Regions from separate parts of the Homo sapiens genome. Here region 1 is linked to region 2. A link is a loop called in an ENCODE intact Hi-C map of the cell type or tissue named here. Cell type or tissue: MCF 10A. All regions are shown on one strand.

Region 1 (8,000 bases), 170 kb after region 2:
CATTTTTCTGCTTTATTGCATGATTGATAATTTTCAACTGGATACCAGACATTGAATTTCACCTTGTTGGGTGCCAGATATTTTTGCATAATATAATAATATTCTTAAGCTTCGTCCCAGTTTCTCTCAAAACTCACATTTAAGCTTTGTTAGGTAACACCAAAGCAAGCTTAGTCTAGGACTAATTTTCTTCCACTATTAATGCAATGTTCTTCTATTTATTTTTCAGACAGGGTCTCACTCTGTTGCCCAGGCTGGAGTACAGTGGCACAATCACAGATCATTGCAGCCTTGACTTCCCTGAGTTCAGGTGATCCTTCCACCTCAGCCTCCTGAGTAGCTGTGACTACAGGTGCATGCCACCACACCTGGCTAATTTTTGTATTTTTTTGTAGAGAAAGGATTTCACCATGTTGCCCAGGCTGGTCTCCAACTCCCAGGCTCAAGTGATCTGCATGCCTTGGCCTCCCAAAGTGCTAGGATTACAGGTGTGAACCACCGTACCCGGCCTGCAATGTCCCTTTAAATATTCTATCTGACCCCTTTTGAGGTATGAGGTCTTTCCTCTGTAGCTGGCAGGAATAAAATCTTTTCCCAGTCCTTTGCAAAATGCATGAAAAGAAGTGTTTATTCTGCTTCTTTTTGATGTTTACTTCCCTTGCCTGGGTTGTTACCTCACATGTATGTGCTGGTCAACCCTCTGAAGACTTGAGGCGGAAACTCTGCACATCTCCAGTTCTCTCCTCTCCAGAACTCTTCCCTGAAAACTTTATTTCCTTGGGTTGCTGTAGATTCCCAATCCCATCTCAACTCAGGGAGACTCCCCTGTGTTCCACCCAGGTTCCTACCCACTGTACTGAGGCTTGAGAAAATCTCCTTAGATGTTAAGTTTGATGAATTGTAAGGCTCACTTCATATGGTTACCTGAGAGAACAACCACCGTCCTGGAATGCCTGGTGTCCTACTGTCTGAAATTTAATTGTTTCATATTTCTTATTCAATTTTTTTTTTTTTTGAGACGGAGCTTCACTCTTGTCACCTAGACTGGAGTGCAATGGTGCGATCTCGGCTCACCACAACCTCCGCCTCCCGGGTTCAAGTGATTCTCTTGCCTCAGCCTCCTGAGTAGCTGGGATTACAGGCATGCGCCACCTTGCCCAGCTAATTTTGTATTTTTAGTAGAGACGGGGTTTCTCCATGTTGGTCAGGCCGGTCTTGAACTCCTGACTTCAGGTGATCCACCCGCCTTAGCCTCCCAAAGTGCTGGGATTACAGGCACGAGCCACTGCACCCAGCCCCAGATTTTTACTTGTTTCTGTTAAATCTGATCCCTCTTACTCCATTTTGACTAGAAGCCTACTGTTTTATTTGTTGCAGCTATGATTACAAGCCTGTTGTGGAGGAAAGACATGAACTCCTCTATGAATTTAATGAAAGCTACTGACCACATTCCCCTCATAAATGAACATTCCTTGTTATTTTAAATGTAATTTCAGGTAGGTTCATTGGCTCCTGTATCTGGTATGAAGGGCTCATGGATCCGACACTTAGAATTCTTGTTTTTTCTTTTTCTTTTGAATTTTCTTGAGTTGGCTTTCTGTTAATTCTACCCTTCTGTTCCTTTCATTTTAGTATTTAATCACTTTGCTCATCAATTTTGTCCTTTTCTTGTTCCTCAACCATCATGTTTACCTTTTTGTCTTTTTAAGTTTTTTTTTTTTTTTTTGAGACAGGATCTCACTCTGTCCCCCACGCAGGAGTGCAGTGGTACAATCTTGGCTCACAGCAGCCTTGACCTTCCAGGCTGAAGTGATCCTCCCACCTCAGCTTCCCGAGTAGCTGGGAATACAGGCATGCACCACCACATCTGGCTAATTTTTGTATTTTTTGTAGAGACAGGCTTTTGCCATATTGCCCAGGCTGGTCTTGAACTCCTGGGCTCCATCCACCCACCTCAGCCTTCCAAAGTGCTGGGATTATAGGCATGTGGCACCATGTCTAGCCTCATGTTTACTTTTTTTTTCTTTTTTTCCAGACGGAGTTTCGCTCTTGTTGCCCAGGCTGGAGTGCAATGGCGTGATGTCGGCTCACCACAACCTCCACCTCCTGGGTTCAAGCGACTCTCCTGCCTCAGCCTCCCAAGTAGCTGGGATTACAGGCACGTGCCACCAAGCTGGGCTAATTTTGTATTTTTAGTAGAGATGGGGTTTCACTACTTCTTGTATTACACACTGAAGACAAAAAGCAGGGTCATGCAGTAATAACTGTGTAGTCAGCCCATACTTTAAATGGGACACTAGTTACTTTTAAGCAGTAAACCCTGACAATGCCCACCCTTTACCTATAACCAGTCGACCTGCATTGGCATTCCTTGTTCTCCTTTCTACAACCTAAACATTGAAAACTCTAGTCTCAGTAACTCAGATCTTCCTTTAGACAGTGAGTTGTCTGTGTTTGCAATGTTTTATTTATTTATTGTTTTTTTGAGACAGGGTTTCACTTTGTCACCCAGGGTGAAGTGCAGTGATGCAATCACAACTCACTGCGTCCTCAACCTCCCAGGTTCAAGCAATCCTCCTGCCTCAGTCTCCCTAGTAGCTGGGACTACAGGCGGTGCCACCATGCCTGGCTAATTTTTGTATTTTTTGTAGAGACAAAGTTTTGCCATGTTGCCCAGGCTGGTCTCAAACTCCTGAGCTTTAGTGATCTTCCCACTTTGGCTTCCCAAAGTGCCAGGATTACAGGCACGAGAGCTACTGTGCCCAGTCACAACATTTTGAAGCTGTGAAAACAGTGGTTTTCTTCACTCATGTCACCTACAATGTAGGCCAGTGTCGTCCAACAGAAATACAAGCCACATATGTAATTCTAAATTCCCTAATATCCACATTGGCCAGGCTCGGTGGCTTACTCCTATAATCCCAGCACTTTGGAAGGCCGAGGTGAGCAGCAGATCACTTGAAATCAGCAGTTTGAGACAAGACTAGACAACAAAGTGAGACTCCACTTCTACAAAAAAATACAAAAATTAGCCAGGTATGGTGGCATGCACCTGTAGTCCCAGCTACTCAGGAGGCTGAGGTGGGAGGATGGCTTGAGCCTGGGAGGCAGAAGTTCCAGTGAGCTGAAATCAAGCCACTGCACTCCAGCCTGGTTGACAGAGCCAGACCCTGTCTCAAAAAAGAAGCAATATCAAAAAAAAGTAATTGGTGGAATTAATTTTGTTTTACGTAATCCATTATATCTAAAATATAACTATTTCAATGTTACAAACATAAAAATTATTATTGGCTGGGTGCGGTGGCTCATGCCTGTAATCCCAGCACTTTGGGAGGCTGAGGCAGGTAGATCACTTGAGGTCGGGAGTTCGAGACCAGCCTGACCAACGTGGAGAAACCCCGTCTCTACTAAAAATACAAAATTAGCTGGGTGTGGTGGCGCATGCCTGTAATCCCAGCTACTGGGGAGGCTGAGGCAGGACAATCGCTTGAACCCGAGAGGCGGAGGTTGCAGTAAGCCGAGATCATGCCACTGCACTCCAGCCTGGGTGATAGAGCCAGACTCCATCTCAGGAAAAAAAAAAAAAAAAAAAAAAAATATATATATATATATATATATATAATATAACATATAAATATATAATAGAAATACATATAATATATAAATATATATTATGTAATATAATACTAATATAATATAATATAATATAACATATATAAATAGATATATTTGTTGACATGGAGTTTTGTTCTTGTTGCCCAGGCTGGAGTGCAATGGTGTGATCTCAGCTCATTCTGAGCAGCAATTCTGCTGCCTCAGCCTCCCGAGTAGCTGGGATTACAGGCATAAACCACAACGCCTGGCTAATTTCGTATTTTTAGTAGAGACGGGGTTTTACCACGTTGGCCAGGCTGATGTGGAACTCCTGACTTCAGGTGATCCACCCCCCTCGGCCTCCCAAAGTGCTGGGTTACAGCCGTGAGTCACCGTGCCTGGCCAAATGTCTAGTTTAAAAAGTAGACTGTCGTACACAAGTTGTTCCAAACATACTTAAAGGTTTTCTAAACCAAAAAGTACGTTCCTTAGCCTTAGCACATTTTAAGTGCTCAATAGCCACTTATGGTTAGTGACAACTATATTAAACAGCATAGGCATAGGTCCTTTATGAAGAGTTACAGAATACCTCATTTCCGTGGTGATTTTGCTTTATTCCTACACAACACACTAGCACACACACATACATATATATTAAAACATTGCCTAAATCTTTGTAAGCAGATTTCACAACAGGAAGAAGTATGTCAAAATTTCAACTCAGGAATGGACTCAACATACTGATTTTAAAAAACAGTTAAGAGGTATTTAAACCTCAAATACTAATCTCTGAAAAAAGCATAGTTGAAATTCATAGCCAAATTTTTGACATTTCCCTCTCAATAACCTGTCTCCAACAAGTCTATAATCAATTCAATCTATTTATTTTTCTCTAGGCAAAGTCATAAGACCTTTTCCCCCAGGGTATATACATTCCCAATGTCCTTCTTTTTCTAAATCTTATTTATAATACGTAATAACTATAAAAATGCTGTTATAAAATATAGATACCTGCTCATAGAAATACACTTCATGAGGTATAAAAGATGCACAAAGATGTTTACTGTGGCATAATTTGTAATAATGAAAAAGCTGAGCTTCACAAAGAAATGTATTATAAATTATGATTTGTCAACTCAATGGAATACCATGAACAAAGCTTAGAGGGCAACAGGAAATGACTATTGTAGAAAGCATGATTATGGGTGATACATTGTAAAAAACCCTGATTCCTGTCTTAACAATGGAATGGGGAAAAAAAGAAACACCCTAGAGTTAAAACAAGGTAGAAAGATTGGAGTAGAAAGTACTTTTTCTTTTCTTTAGGTGTCTCAAGGAAATTAACAATAAGAGAAGAAAATGAAATGCCCTCACTGACCTTCCCTCCAGCCTTTCCTGCTGCTAATTCCCTGAAACTGAACTCCAGCCAAGACTTCAGAAGGATCCTATACATAAATGGAATCAGGCTTCAGGTTTCCTCAAGAGTGGGTGGGAAAGTTATGTGTGGAAAGGTCTCAACTAGAAGCCAAGAAAAGATCCACTTAGCAAAAAACCATACACCTTTTCAAAAAGAATGACCCAAAAAATTATTTCTAGTCCAAAATTTTGATAAAATTTTTAAAATTCATAAGAGAAAATATGGGACTTCCCAACCCAATATTCAGGCACATGATGTGAATCTCAATAACTGCCTAAAGCAAAGATAGTAACAATGTATTATGGGACTGAGAACTAAAAGTATGACGAAAAGAGTACAAAGAGGGCTGGGCACAGTGGCTCATGCCTGTAATCTCAATACTTTGGGAGGCTGAGGCAGGAGGATCACTTGAGCCCAGGAGATTGAGACCAACCTGGAAAACACAGACCCTATCTCTACACACGCAAAAAAAAAAAAAAACCCAAAAAACAAAACAATTAGCTAGGCATGGTGGTGCATCCCTGTAGTCCTAGCTATAGGGGAGGCCAAGGCAGGAGGATCACTTGAGTCAGGAGTTCAAGGCTGCACTGAGCTATGATTGTGCCATTGCACTCCAGCCTAGGAGACAGAGCAAGATCCTGTCTCTTAAACAAACAACAACAACAACAACAAAAACGCACAATGAAGGGAGGAATTGGAGGTATAAGAGTCTCATAGCATACATGGAGTGTTAAAATACTACTGAAAGCAGACTGGGCACGGTGGCTCATGCCTGTAATCCCAACACTTTGGGAGGCCAAGGTGGGTGTATCATCTGGGGTCAGCAGTTCAAGACCAGCCTAGCCAACATGGTGAAACCCCATCTCTACCAAAAATACAAAAATTAGCTGGGCATGGTGGTGGACACCTGTAATCCCAGCTACTCCAGAGGCTGAGGCAGGAGAATCGTTTGAACCCAGGAGGCAGAAGTTGCAGTGAGTTGGATCGTGCCACTGCACTCCAGCCTGGGCGACAAAAGCAAAACTCCATCTCAAAAACAAAAACAAAAACAAAACAAAACAAAAAAAGCTACTGAAAGTAAACTGTAGTAAGAAAGATGTATACTGTAATCCCTAGGTAATCAAGTAAAAGTCTTTTAAAAAATGGAGTATAGCTAATAAGTTTAACAGTAGATATAAAATGAAATCATAAAAATCATCCAAAGGAAAACAAAAATTTTGAGGAAAAAAAGAGATGGGGATGGGACAAACAAAAAACAAGTAAGGTGATGTAAAGAACCATTAAGTATCCTTAGTTTTACCCTACTTGCAGGCTAAGCAAGCCCCCCTCCCCGCATGGTTTCATGGGTGCTAGTAGAAAACATGTGAAATGTGAGTCAGAGGACAGTTTACTACTCTTATCAAGGACAATATCCAATATATCAGCATTTTCTTACAAGTTCCCCAAATCCTAATTCTCAAAGGCAATGCAAGGATGGCCAAATGATACTCACGTGCAATGGGTTGTGTTATGAGCAGAAAAACCTTGAATTTGAGGAACCAAATTTTTTATGCGATGTCTGCTCCATGCTCTGGTGGTACACGCCTGTAATCCCACCTACTTGGGAGGCTGAGGCAGGAGAATCACTTGAACCTGGGAAGGGGAGGTTGCAGTGAGCTGAGATCACTCCACTGCCCTTCAGCCTAGGCAACACAGCGAAATTCCATCTCAAAAAAATAATAAAAATTTTTTTAAAAAATAAGGCATGTTTTCAATCAGTAACCAAAGCTTCTGCCTTAAGAAACTAGAAAAAGATCAGATTAAACCCAAATAAAGAGATACATAGAAATAATAAAGAACAGAATAGATGAAGAATGAAAGTAAAGATACCTCTACAGATCCTACAGGCATTAAAAGGATAAGGGAATATTGTGAACTACTTTGTGCCAATAAATTTAATAGCTTAGATGAAATGGACAAATCCCTTAAAAAACACAACTCCAGCTCCCCTGGGCTATTCTGGGCACACTGCCTATGGGGTACCTCTGCTCTGCAAGGAGCAATAGAATAAAAACACAACTCTCAAAGTTCACTCAAATGGAAGTAGATAACCTGGATAGTCCTAGATCTATTAAAGTAATTGAATTCATATTTAAAGCCATAAAAACAAACCATGGAGATTGGTAAACTTAGGGGGAGGGAGTTGGAGTATCTGTTTGGAATACAGAGTATTCTTATAGGGTAGTCCTGCGAGATAAGGGTGAAGGGCAGGTTGAAGGCAGATTATAGAAAACATTGAAAGTCATGCTAAGGATTTTAATTTCTATTGCACAGGCAAATGTCGTTTTCACTGTGTGCTCCCAGCACTTTAGGAGGCCGAGGTGGGCGGATCACCTGAGGTCAGGAGTTCGAGATCAACCTGGCCAACATGGCGAAACCCTGTCTGTACTAAAAATACAAAAAATTAGCTGGGCTTGGTGGCAGGCGCCTGTAATCCCAGCTACTTGGGCGACTGAGGCAGAAGAATCGCTTGAACCCGGGAGGCAGAGTTTGCAGTAAGCCAAGATCTCGCCATTGTACTCCAGCCTGGGCAACAAGAGCAAAACTCTTGTCTCAGGAAAAAAAAAAGAGAAATGTACTGCATAATCTTTTATATGTAGACTCTCTAAAAAAGTCAAATACAGATGCTCCTTGACTTATGAAGGGGTCATGTCCTAATAAAGCCATTCTAAATTGAAAATACCATAAATTGAAAATAAGGGCTGGGCACAGTGACTCACTGCTGTAATCCCAGCTACTTGGGAGGTTGAGGCAGGAGAATCGCTTGAGCCCTGGAGGTGGAGGTTGCAGTGAGCCAAGATCGCACCACTGCACTCCAGCCTACATGAAAGAGCAAGACTCCATCTCAAAAAGAAAAAAGAAAATAAGGCCAGGTGTAGTGGCTCATGCGTGTAATCCCAGCACTTTGGGAGGCGAGACAGGTGGATCACTTGAGGTCAGGAGTTTGAGA
Region 2 (8,000 bases):
TCTTTTGGTATTGGTTGAATACATTTTATTGTTTTAATCCCTTTAGTCTTTTTATTTTTCTGGTTTTAATGATTTTGCTTATCTCAGTCATTTTTAATCTCTGTTTTGTCTTCTAGCTACTTTATACTATTTTCTTTGATCTCATCTTATCTAGATTTATTGTTATTGTATTATCTTTTTATTCCGCATCTTTTATTTCTAACCTTTGCCTTGTCATGTCTTTGTTCTAGCTTTTAATTTCTTTTTAGCTTATTTGGTTTATTTTTAGTTCATATTATCACTTTATTGCCTGCCGCCCTCTTTTTTTAACTGTTTTTACCACCTTTTTTTTATTTCTTCTTAGTTTACTTTATCTTTTTATTGACTGTTGTATTATCTTCCATTTTTTTACTGTTTTCAATTCTCTCTGCTTATTAAACGCAGAGGCTGGAAACACAGCCCTCAGGGGAGAGCTTCAAGGCTAACCCAGGCCCTAAGTGGAGGAGGAGGCTGGCTGCCCTCTCTGCCTTCTGGAGTGGGCCCTTCCAACCACCCCTTCTAGATGCTCCATTTGCACCAAAGCTGGCCCCTCCTGTCTATAAGGATTAATCTGTGTAAGATAAGAGATCCTGGGGAAAAACTCCATCAGGAAGATAGTTATAGTGATAACCCATCTGAACTGCTGGAACAGCCTGGCTTTCTCACATCATATGCCATCAAATTGCTCTATGTGCATCTGAAATGTACCATCACTGGACATTAGACCAAACCTATAAAAAGAGCATATTACTTGTCAGGTTGGGTGTGGTAGGTACGAAATTTCACTTTGGGAAGAGCTCTCAACATATCTCTGTAGGTTTAATTTTAACAACAACAACAGGAACACAGTGGAAGGCCAGGCACGGTGGCTCATGCCTGTAATCCCAGCACTTTGGGAGGCCGAGGAGGGTGGATCACGAGGTCAAGAGATCAAGACCATCCTGGCCAACCTGGTGAAACCCCATCTCTACTAAAAATACAAAAATTAGCGGGTGTGGTGGTGCTGTAGTCCCAGCTACTCGGGAGACTGAGGCAGGAGAATCACTTGAACCCAGGAGGTGGAGGTTGCGGTGAGCCGAGATCATGCCACTGCACTCTAGCCTGGAGACAGAGCAAGATTCCATCTAAAAAGAAAAAAAAAAAAACTAAAACAAACAAACAAACAAAATACAGTGGACTGGATCCTTGCAGCACAAGTTTTTGGGAGGAGGCTCAGTGAAGTATTTTCTGGAATTCTTCTTACATCTAGCTGCCTCTCATTTATTCATTCACCTGATAAATACGTATTGGAACCCTCCTACATGCCAAAGCTCTGCTAGGCAATGAAGACAAAGTACTGACCAAAAAGTGTGAAGCTCCTTGCTATAATAAAGTTTATAGTCTATTAAAAGGATGTTTATCTATTACCAATCTTATTTGCCTTCCTTTAGGCAAGATTACAGGAGGTTCTTATGTCATAGATTGGTAATTGTCCTCAAGTATCTGTTTCTTCCTTCTAGAATAATATAAGTTTTAGCTAAGAAAATAATGATACGTTAAAAGGCTGCATATAGCCGGGTGAGGTGGCTCACACCTATAATCCCAGCACTTTGGGAGGCCAAGGCGAGTGGATGACCTGAAGTCGGGAGTTCGAGACCAGCCTGACCAACATGGAGAAATCCCATCTCTACTAAAAATACAAAATTAGCCAGCTGTGGTGGCGCATGCCTGTAATCCCAGCTACTTGGGAGGCTGAGGCAGGAGAACCCTTGAACCCGGGAGGAGAAGGTTGTGGTGAGCCAAGATCACGCCATTGCACTCCAGCCTGGGTAACAAGAGCGAAAAAAAAAAAAAAAAAGGTTGCATATCCCAGTCTCCCTTGCAGCTAAGTACAGCCATGTCCCTAGGTTCTGCCCTATAGAAACCTAAGCAGAGGGATATTTGCTTGCTGGTTTGGCCCTATAGGACCTAAACAGAGGGATGCATACTTCCCGGTTCTGCCCTATAGGACCTAAGCACAGGGATATATGCAACTTCCTGGTTATGGCCATTAAAGGAAAGGGTATATTCTGCCCATTCTCTCTTTCTCCCTTCTGCTGGCTGGAATGCAGGCATGGTGGCTGGAGCTATAGCTGGTATCCTAAGCCATGAGATGAGAAAAGGGCATTGAAAATGGGTGAGGGCCAGGCGCAGTGGCTCATGTCTGTAATCCCAGTAGTTTGGGAGGCCGAGGAGGGCGGTCACTTGAGGTCAGGAGTTCAAGACCAGTCTGGCCAACATGTCGAAATCCTGTCACTACTAAAAATACAAAAATTAGCTGGGTGTGATGGCATGCGCCTGTAGTCCCAGCTACTCAGGAGGCTGAGGCAGAAGAAATACATGAACCTGGGAGGTGGAGCTTGCAATGAGCCGAGATCGATGCCCCTACACCATTCCAGCCTGGGTGACAGAGCAAGACTCTGTCTCAAAAAAAAAAAAAAAAAAAAGAAAAAGAAAAAGAAAAGAAAGAAAGAAAAAAGAAAAGAAAAGAAAATGGGTGAGGAATCTAGGTTCCTGATACCATGGAGCCTCCAGAAAGCCCTGTAGTGCTTATTTTTGGACAATTACCTGAGAGACAAATAAACAGCTATCTTGTATAATCCACTGTGACATTGGCCTTTGTTACTGCACCTGAATCAGTTCTCTTTAACATATAGTTCTCCCTGAAAAAAATCTTATTTTATTTTGAGAGCCAAGGAGTACATGGCAATCCTTAAATCATATCCTTCTAGAAAATAATTAGATATATCCCTGCTGGGTTACTTCTGTAGGTAAGAGCCCTTCCTTGTCACCAGGGTGCATGAGGGTGGGTGATCTTCCACACTTCACAGCTGGGCCTCTGAGTCTGCACAAGCCTGCTCACTGTGTTCTGTTCTCTTCAGTCTCAGAAAAATTATCAGGGTTCTTAGTACCTGTCCAACTTTTTTTTTTTTTTTTTTTTTTTGAGACAGCCTCACTCTGTTGCCCAGGCTGGAGTGCAGTGGTGCGATCTTGGCTCACTGCAACCTTCGCCTCCCAGGTTCAAGCGATTTTCCTGCCTCAGCCTTTCGAGTAGCTGGGATTACAGACGTGCACCACCATGCCCAGCTAATTTTTGTATTTTTAGTAGAGACAGATGGGGTTTCACCATCTTGGGCAGGCTGGTCTCAAACTCCTGTTCTTATGTGATCCACCTGCCTTGACCCCCCAAAGTCCTGGGATTACAGGTATGAGTCACTTGGCTCGGCCTACAGGTTCCCACTTTAAATATATTTTTCATGACGAACTAGCTATGCAAGCTGAAGAATCTATTCTGTTAAAAGCAGGCTTTCATCAGTGAAATCTATACCAATAGCCATGTGACCCCTGCACCCCCAATCAACAACATGATTCCTTTCCAAATCTTCAATCATTGGCTTAGAACTCCAAGTTAGCCCTTAAAATGTTTACTTCCACACTGCCCAGTCACATTTTCAGGGATTTCTTCAGCTGTTGAAGGTAATTTCCAGAGCCCTGCCCCTCTGCAGACAGAGGTTGTCGTGAAAACCTGCAGATTCCTCCACTACAGAATACTCTGTTGAACCTAACACTGTGAATTTGGCCTTGCTCTTACTCAATAAGATGACAATAGCTCCTCATCCCCCACTCACCTCTGTCTTATTCATGCCTACATCCCCAGTCTCTAGAATAAGCAACAGTAAGAGTCATACTCCTGCGTAATTCCAAACTGCCAAAGGATACATCCTTCCAGAATATTTTTTTTTTTTGAGACGGAGTCTTGCCCTGTTGCCCAAACTAGAGTGCAATGGCATGATCTGGGCTCACTGCAACCTCCATCTCCCAGGTTCAAGCGATTCTCCTGCCTCAGCCTCCTGAGTAGCTCGGATTACAGGTGCGTGCCACCACACCTGGCTAATTTTTTGTATCTTAATAGAGACGGGGTTTCACCATGTTAGCCAGGCTGGTCTTGAACTCCTGACCTCATGATCCGCCTGCCTGGGCCTCCCAAAATGCTGGGATTACAGGCGTGAGCCACCTCGGCTGGCCAAAGATTTTTTGAAGTTGCCTTCTAATATATAAGATATTTCTCCCATCATGGGACTGGATTGGGTTCTCAATAAAAACTCCCATTACTTTTGTTTGTTGTTTGTTTTCTTTTCTTTTTTTCACTGCATATGTGTAGGTCTAACCATTATTTTTTATTTTAGTATATAATAGTACAATATATTTAAAGAGGACAAGATTCTAGGAAATAATTTCATTTCTAAGAATTAGGACTTTTTCCTTACAGTGCTGTGTGGAAAATGAGGCAAAGATGGATTGACCATTTAAATCTCAATGTCACTAAACTTCCAGATTATTAAAATTGTAGTCAGCCCATAAAGATATCTGTGGTAGTAAATCTCCAGGATGTCCCCCAGTAATCCCCCTCTTGGTGTTCATGTCCTTACCCTTGAGTAATCCCTTTTCATTGAGTTTGGGCTGGACTTTGTGGTTTGTGACTCACTTCTTTTTTCTTTTTTCTTTTTGAGACTTTGTGACTCACTTTTTTGTTTTTTGTTTTTTTTTTGCTTTGTTGCCCAGCCTGGAGTGCAATGGCAAGATCTCGGCTCACTGCAACCTCCGCCTGCCGGGTTCAAGCAATTCTCCTGCCTCAGCCTCCCGATTAGCTGGGATTACAGGTGCCTGCCACCACGTCCATCTAATTTTTGTATTTTTAGTAGAGACGGGGTTTCACCATGTTGGTCAGGCTGGTCCCAAACTCCTGATCTCAAGTGATCCACCCGCCTAGGCCTCCTAAAGTGCTGGGATTACAGGAGTGAGCCACTGTGCCCAGCTATGACTCACTTCTAATGAATAGAATAAGGCAGAAGTTACAATGCGGGATGAATCAGGTCATGAAATGCAGAGTGGCATTTCAATCACTTGCTGTGGGGTAAGCCGCCCACCATATCAAGCAGCTCTGTAGAAAGACCCACATGGCAAGGAACTGAGGCCTCCTGCCCACAGCCAGGTGAGTGAGCTTGGAATAAGATCCTCTAGTCCCAGACAAGTCTTTAGAGACTGCAACCCCAGCCAATAGTTTCATGAAAAACCTCATGAGAGACCCTGAACCAGAATCACTCAACTAAGCCACTCCCAAATTCCTGACCCACAGAAACTGTGTAAGATGAAAAATATTTATTATTTAAGTCACTAAGTTTTGGGGTAATTTGTTATGCAGCAATAGATAAGGAGATAATAGAAAAGGATGTCAATATCGCTAAGATAACTCTACAGGTTCTTGTTTGTTTGTTTGTTTGTTTGTTTGAGACGGAGTCTTGCTCTGTCATCCAGGCTGGAGTGCAGTGGCGCAATCTAGGCTCACTGCAACCTCTGCCTCTGGGTTCAAGTGATTCTCCTGCCTCAGCCCCTCCAAGTAGCTGGGCCTACAGGTGCACACCACCACGCCCAGCTAATTTTTGTATTTTTAGTAGAGACAGGTTTTGCCATGTTGGCCAGGCTGGTCTTGAATTCCTGACCTCAGGTGATCCGCCCACCTCGGCCTCCCAAAATGCTGGGATTACAGGCATGAGCCACCTCGCCTGGCCGATAACTCTATAGCTTCTAAATATATTTACCTTCTATGGATGGGATCAGCCACTTGCAAAATAGAAAATCAATAAATGGGAATCTGAGAGAATATTTATTCTCTGGAAAGCGTGATTGAATCATCGCATAATCTGTGTTTTCCCAATCCTCATAGCTGATGCTGGACACCGAATTAGCTAATTGATTAATTGGTGGCTGCTTATTGAGACTTGTATTGCTTTCCATTTGCCTTATTTAGACAAAGTTTTAGTAGATTCACAAAGCTCTCTCTGGAGTGAAAAAGTTACTTGCCTGGTGGACCTATTTTAAACGTCTTCTTTGAAGTCTTCCCTGAGCATCTTCTGCCCCCATCCTCATCTTCACATCATCCATCAGAGTTTGAATCACTTTCTCGGTGCTTTCATGGCATTCTGAGACTACCTCTGCTATGGCACTTGTCACTGCATTGGCTGAGAACTTGCTACTTCCCTCATTAGGATGGAAGATTTTTGAAAGCAAAGGCTGCAATTTATTCATCTTTGGTCTTAGAACAGCCTCTGGTCCGTAGTATAAGTTCAACAAATATATCTAACATGAATGAATAAGAACATATTAATGAAGAAAGGAATGAATACATGAATAAATGAATTGACCATAGATGAAAGCTAAGTGGCCGGAGGAAAACCACTTCCCCCTCTGAATTTCTGTTCACCTATAAAATGAAAGGGGTGGACAAGATTGTTTCTAAGATCCCTTTTAACTCAGACCTTCTGTGATTTATGATTGGAGATGGGAGTAGAAGCCTATGCCCTTCTATGGCCTTCAAAAAGCAATACTAGGAAGAAAATAATAAAGATAAGAGTGGAAATCAGTGAAATAATAAACAGAACAACAGTAAAGAAAATCAATGAAAGCAAAGGCTGTTTCCATGAGAAGACCAATGAAATTGATAAACCTCTAGCTAGATTGATCAACAACAAAAGAGGAAAGACAAAAATACCAATATCAGGAATGAAGGGTGGGGGGCATATCACTTCAGATTCTACAGACATGAAAAGGATTAAAAAGGAGTATTATTAACAACTTTATAGAATAAATTTGGCAACTTAGATAAAATGGACAAATTACTTGAAACACACATATTACCAGAACTGGCCCAAGAAGAAATAGAAAATCTGAATAGCCTTCTATATATTAAAGACTTGAAGCAGTTATTTTTAAAAACTGGCAAAATTCTATCAAACACTTAAAGGTGAAATAATCCTAATCATACATTAATTATTTCAGAAAACAGAGAAAGAAGGAATATTTCCCAATTAATTTTTATGAATCCAGTATTACCCTGATACCACAACCAAAGATATTATAAGGAGGCCAGGTGTGGTGGCTCATGCCTGTAATCCCAGTGCTTTGGGAGGCCGAGGTGGGTGGATCACATGAGATCAGGAGTTCGAGACCAGCCTGGCCAACATGGTGAAATCCTGTCTCCACTAAAAAACACAAAAATTAGCCAGGTGTGCTTTGGGAGGCCGAGGCGGGCAGATCACCTGAGGCTGGGAGTTCAAGACCAGCCTGATCAACATGGAGAAACCCCATCTCTACTAAAAATACAAAATTAGCCGGGCGTGGTGGCACATGCCTGTAATCCCAGCTACTCGGAAGCAGAAGAATCACTTGAACCCAGGAGAAGGAGGTTGCAATGAGCTGAGATTGTGCCATTGCACTCCAGCCTGGGCAACAAGAGCAAAACTCCATCTCAAAAAAAAAAAAAAAAAAAAAATCAGCCAGGTGTGGTGGTGCACGCCTGTGATCCCAGCTACTTGGGAGACTGAGGCAGGAGAATTGCTTGAACCTGGGAGGCAGCGGTTGCAGTGAGCTGAGATTGCGCCACTACACTCCAGCCTGGGCAACAGAACAAGACTCCATCTCAAAAAAAAAAACCCGCGATACACAAACAAATAGTATATCAAGACCAAGTGGGGTGATCTAGAAATGTGGGGCATACAGCTAATAAAGGAAGAAATGTCTTTTTTTAATTAAAAAAACTTTTTTTTTTTCTTAAATAGAGATGGGGTTTCACTATGTTGCCCAGGCTGGTCTCAAACTCCTGGGCTCGAGCAATCCTCCCGCCTTGGTCTCCCAAATTGCTGGGATTACAGGTATGAGCCACCCCTCCTGGCCAAAACTATCTGTTTTTTTTTTTTTTTTTTTTGAGACAGTCTCTCTCTATCACCCAGGCTGGAGTGCAATGGCGCGATCTCGGCTCACTGCAACCTCCGCCTCCTGAGTTCAAGCGATTCTCCTGCCTCAGCCTCCCAAGTAGCTGGGACTACAGGCACACACCACCATGCCCAGCTAATTTTTGTATTTTTAGTAGAGGTGGGGTTTCGCTATGTTGGCCAGGCTGGTCTCAA

Evidence for each region. A loop is a pair of places that touch in the nucleus more often than their neighbours do. Peaks named below come from ENCODE experiments on the same cell type or tissue, not always from the same donor. Only the 100,000 strongest peaks of a DNase experiment are listed, where the experiment ranks them.
Region 1: a loop joins it to region 2, with 7 times the contacts of the local background. A loop is called at or near these places in 5 of 110 quality-filtered maps.

What each region holds. Positions count from the first base shown.
Region 1 is chr1:203,885,896-203,893,895 of GRCh38, reverse strand. No RefSeq gene overlaps it. Among named protein-coding and RNA genes, the nearest start is that of SNRPE, 28 kb to the right of the region's middle. RefSeq lists an enhancer at 4,412-5,611. In MCF 10A, no CTCF peak of the experiment used is centred here; DNase peaks (open chromatin) are centred at 3,955 and 4,765.
Region 2 is chr1:204,054,420-204,062,419 of GRCh38, reverse strand. No RefSeq gene overlaps it. Among named protein-coding and RNA genes, the nearest start is that of SOX13, 15 kb to the left of the region's middle. In MCF 10A, no CTCF peak of the experiment used is centred here; DNase peaks (open chromatin) are centred at 3,689, 4,509 and 4,879.